Regions from separate parts of the Homo sapiens genome. Here region 2 is linked to region 1. Evidence: read pairs that join two places in POLR2A ChIA-PET (ENCODE). Cell type or tissue: GM12878. All regions are shown on one strand. Region 1 overlaps CDKAL1 (CDKAL1 threonylcarbamoyladenosine tRNA methylthiotransferase). Region 2 overlaps CDKAL1 (CDKAL1 threonylcarbamoyladenosine tRNA methylthiotransferase).

Evidence for each region. ChIA-PET counts read pairs that join two places held together with the same protein. Peaks named below come from ENCODE experiments on the same cell type or tissue, not always from the same donor. Only the 100,000 strongest peaks of a DNase experiment are listed, where the experiment ranks them.
Region 2: POLR2A ChIA-PET joins it to region 1 with 5 read pairs; 2 of 35 experiments call an interaction of 5 or more read pairs at or near these places.

The regions. Positions count from the first base shown.
Region 1 is chr6:20,947,807-20,950,306 of GRCh38, reverse strand. The region is part of intron 9 of CDKAL1 (CDKAL1 threonylcarbamoyladenosine tRNA methylthiotransferase); the gene reads right to left. Among named protein-coding and RNA genes, the nearest start is that of CDKAL1, 410 kb to the right of the region's middle. In GM12878, no CTCF peak of the experiment used is centred here; no DNase peak of the experiment used is centred here.
Region 2 is chr6:21,156,792-21,159,291 of GRCh38, reverse strand. The region is part of intron 13 of CDKAL1 (CDKAL1 threonylcarbamoyladenosine tRNA methylthiotransferase); the gene reads right to left. Among named protein-coding and RNA genes, the nearest start is that of LINC00581, 350 kb to the left of the region's middle. In GM12878, no CTCF peak of the experiment used is centred here; DNase peaks (open chromatin) are centred at 261 and 1,551; H3K27ac peaks cover 1,417 bases.

The DNA of each region.
Region 1 (2,500 bases):
ACTAAAAATACAAAATTAGCCGGGCGTGGTGGCACATGGTTATAATCCCAGCTACTCAGGAGGCTGAGGCAGGAGAATCACTTGAACCCAGGAGGCAGAGGTTGAATTACCTGTAGTTCCCAGGGGAAGTCACTATAGCTCCGGCCACTATGCTTTACGCCCATGCTGTTTCCTCTGCCTAAAATGACCTCTACTCTTCTTTGCATAAAAAATACCTCTTTGAGGCCGGGCGCTCGTGCCTGCCATCCTAGCACTTTGGGAGGCTGAGACAAGTGGATCACTTGAGGTCAGGAGTTCAAGACCAGCCTGGCCAACACGGTGAAACCTCGTCTCTACTAAAAATACAAAAATTAGCCAGGCACAGTGGTGCATGCCTGTAGTCCCAGCTACCTGGGAGGCTGAGACAGGTGGATTGCTTGAACCTGGGAGGTGGGGGATGCAGTAAACTGAGATGGCACCACTCCACTCCAGCCTGGGAGACTGCATGAGACTCCATCTCAAGAAATACTTCTTCAGAAAACTTTCGCGACCACTGAGAATAATTTACATGCTCTTCTCCTGTGCCTCCAACCCTCTTGTACATAATTCTGTTAATACAGTGTGTTATAATTATTGGTTTGTCTTCCCTGAGAGAAAAGAAGCATTTCCCAGGCAGATCTGCAAAAATCTAAAACACATACGCCTAGGACCTATCATGATGCCTAGCAAACAGCAGGGCCTCAATGAATTTTGGTTCCATCAATCATCATATTTGATGGGATCGCTTTCAGTAAAAAAAAGAGATGCACAGATTAAGTATATTTCAGCTAACATTTGAAAAGCACCTCCTACACAGACACATAAATATACACACATACATATAAACACACATATACAAACACACGCACACATACAGAGATTGTGCACAAAAGTGGAGGAGGTTATGTATTAGGCAATGAGGAAATACCAAAATGAATATTCTTTGGACAATATGGAAATGCAGCTTGAATGTTGCAAAGTTTCTTGCATAGTCTCTTAACTTCTACACAAGATTAGCAGTCTCACTTAGGGTTCCTTATTACCCTACAACAACAGCTGGCCAGCAAAGCAACTGAATGCAACCAGCTTTTCACTTACAGGTATGATTTTCTTTTTAGTTACAAAGAAGTTCAGACAGATCAATACTCAGAAAACAAACTTTAACACTATTTTTTATTGCCTTAATAATGAGAGTTAACAAAGAGATGGTATTTCCAGACCTTACTGCTATCTGTAATTATACTGGTTATAGAAAAAATGTGTTGGCATAAATTGATAATGCTGTTGCTAAACAAAAACAACTTATTTCTTTCAAAAGGTCATAATCAGAAAGAATACTGTTTATTTCCATACTTCTGCAGGAATTTGGAAATAATGGAAAGTTCAAAACAAACTAAATACCATAAAAGGATGATACACTTTCTGAAAACAAGGCTTCAGACTCCCCAGTCTCCAAAATCTGTAATAAGCCTCAATGAAGCAGATTAAGTTTATCCTCTTAATACCACAGTATGTTATGCTCCATATATGGGCATTTTTAATACCCCTAGAGAAAATACAGACAGCAGTGTCTATGAACAGGTCCTCTTGTGTTTCAGCAGGATGTCGAGAGAGGTGTAATTCTATCTTTAAAAATCACAACAGGCTCAACGCTAGCAGTCCAAACATTATGGATACACAAAGGAGGAGGAAGAGGAAAGAAGAAAATCATTAGATGCCTGCAATGCAGTACACTGTTCTCAGAAAATATTAATAATCAGTTGATAATGGTGATAAAAACTTATCGAGATTTCAAGACTAACAAAGAGCTACAGAATAGTTTAGAAGGTAAAGAAAAGTAAAAAAGCAAAGGATTTTTCATTATTTCAGCCACTGAGCTCAATTATGGAATGAAGAACAAATAAAAGTTCAGATTTTTAAAGGACAGAATTTTTATGACTAATGTTTTGGTCCTAAAGGTCTTTCCCTTTGGGCCAGGCATAGTAGCTCATTCCTGTAATCCCAGCTCTTTGGGAGGCCAAGGCACAAAGGATTCCCTTAGTTAAGGAGTTCAAGACCAGCCTGGGCAACAGAGCAAGACCCTATCTCTACAAAAACTAAAAAAATTAGTTGGGCATGGTAGTGTGCACCTGTAGTTCTAGCTATTTGGGAGGCTCAGGCAGGAGGATCACTAGACCCCAGGAGTTGAGGTTACAGTGAGCTATGATTGCACCACTGCACTAGAGCCAGGGCAACAGAGTAAGACCTTGTTTCTTTAAAAAAAAAAAAAAAAAAAAAAGTGACCTTCACTCAAGGTACAGTCAAACAGAACTGAAATTCTATAATTAAAATTAGAAAATTTTGTCTTTAAAACTTATACAAGCACAGATGATGCCCGACTTACAATGGCTCAACTTAGGATTTTTCAACTTTATGACGGTGTGAAAGCGATACGCATTCAGTAGAAACCATACTTCCAGTAAACATACACCATTCTGTTTTT
Region 2 (2,500 bases), 210 kb before region 1:
AGCTTATAATCAGTGTGAAATGTTTCATTATTGCCAGATTTTTTCTTATCTGAATAAGTTGTATTCCATCCTGGAAATATATTTATCATCCCCAACTCTATTACACTCATTTTTCAAGAATACTATAGAAACTGCTTTTTTTGATGAGACATTACAGGAGTCATTAAAAAAATTAAAAAAAAAAAAAAAAGGAGGTTTCAGAAAACAAGGTCAAGAAGCCCCAGAGGAAGGCATTAGGCAAACTTCTACAGATTATTAACTATGTTGACAATGGTCAAAACAAAAACGTATTTGGAAAGCACCTTTTGTCACAACAAAACTTCATCCCAGAAAGCTACATCATGTATAATTATACACATGATCACAATTATATAAAACTAAAAAGAAATAATTAGGTACATATATGTTTCTAACTGAAAAAAAGGTTAGAAGTTGAAGTTTTAAACACTTAAATGGGAAATTCATGTGAATGTTTATTCTAGTCAGAGTTTTAAAAGATAAACTATTTATCTAAATTAAACTGTTCAGATTACAGAATACATATTTGTCAGTGACAAAATTCACATTAAGTTTCTAGACTTACACTGTCTATTCTTCTATGAATACCATCATACATGCTTTGCTTGTGGTTACACAGGTCTCAAAAGAAAAGAAATGGAAACATAGGAAATTAACAGACATTCATAAAATGAAGTGCATGTTTGTGGTCCAGGGAGTGAAATGGTGGGGCATAAACCCTTCCCAGCTTTAGCAAGGAGGTTAACCAGTGCTGTAGTTATCTGGCTTGGAGCTTCATCATGACCCTTTGAGTCCCCTCCAACCCACCCCCTGGCAAAGCAGGAGCAGCATATCAGATCCCTGCAGAGGCTAAAAGCTGAAGGCAATGCAAAGAAAAGCTTTGACATTCTGCCACTGGAGTGACAGGACAAAATTGACTGTAATAAACAACAGTTTGAGCAAGATAATTTGATGCATTGGGACCTTAAGCTTCTCCAGATGCTGAACTCAGCTTGGGATGGGAGATAAGAGGCAGTATTTACTGTCCTCAATAAAGGTTGGATGAAAGCAGAAAAAAGAAACCTCCTTGTGTAAATTGAAACCAGTTCACTAACATGCGTATCCTCAGATATGCACAGCAATTCACAAACAGAAGAGTATATACCATATTCATATATGTTATAAACACATGTAAAGCATCATACTGACACATATGTATAAAATATAACTTGTCTGTTGGCCTAATAACAGAGAGGAAAGCCAGAAAGAAAAACAAATGCATGTGAAGAATCTTTAAAATGAAAAGAGCACTCTACCAATATTAAGCTCACTTAATATCATATTGCTCCACAAGTATTACAAATAAAATGCCTCTCTGAATAACATTTCTTTTCCAAATAAACAAGCACATGCAGACACAGATTTTGACTGTGAAGATTTAATTCACAACAGAAGGATGTTGCTTATGGAGTGAGAAGTGAAATCACAGTCCCTCTGGGCACACCCAGGTGCTCTGCCAGTTTTCCATAACAAGGCTGAGTGATGTGCTTACATTTCTCAAAGACTGTTTTGTTTCAGTAAGGCCAGGTTAGGTGACTGGTAGATGTATGTCATAATGAAACAGAAGTACTATCAAACTACTGATTTTGGTTAGGATGACGAGGAACAAACAAAGAGGTTGCTTTCATTCGTGAAGATTTTCACTTAGCTATTTTTTTATATTACTTAAGTAAAAACTACAAAAACAAATAAACAAGATATCAACACAAGCATATGGCTTTGTAATTATAAGACACACTGTGTTTGTGTAATCAAGAAAGAACAATGAGAAAAGACAATCTTTCGTTTTTTGTTTGTTTCTTTGAGACAGGATCTCACTATGTTGCCCAGGCTGGTCTCAAACTCCAGGCTATCCTCCCACTTCAACCTCCTGAGTAGCTGGGATTACAGGCATATATACAACAGTGTCTGGCTGAGAAAAGACAATCTTGAGAACAATAAGTAACATTTACTGGCTGCCCATTATCGTGAAAGGAACTGAGTTGGTGACTTTACATAAATGTATCTTGCTTAAAACCTTGCAAGGTGATTATTATCAGCATCATTCTAACACTGCTGGCTAGGAGCACTGGAGCAAATTTTTCCAAGGTCATAGAGCTCATAAGTGATAGAGCAGGGATCAAATCTATGTCGGCTGAATTCTGCCAAGTTCAAAGCGTATCTCTTTCCACCCTACCTACCATCTCTCTAAGCATCACAGTAGAAACAAAGAATATGGCGCAGAAAAAGAAATCAATAAACACATATGAAGAGTCAAAGGAAAATATGCTTAAATCATATGCTGAAAAACCAGCCTAGGCAGAGAGCAGACCCTTCTCCTTGGCAAAGTTTACCAGGCATACAAGGTTCTGTTTCCTACCTACTTTATACAGTTTGATACTCTTAGAAGGATTCCATGCCAAAGCAACCACAGCAGCATGCACACCAGTCTTGCTCCTAGGGA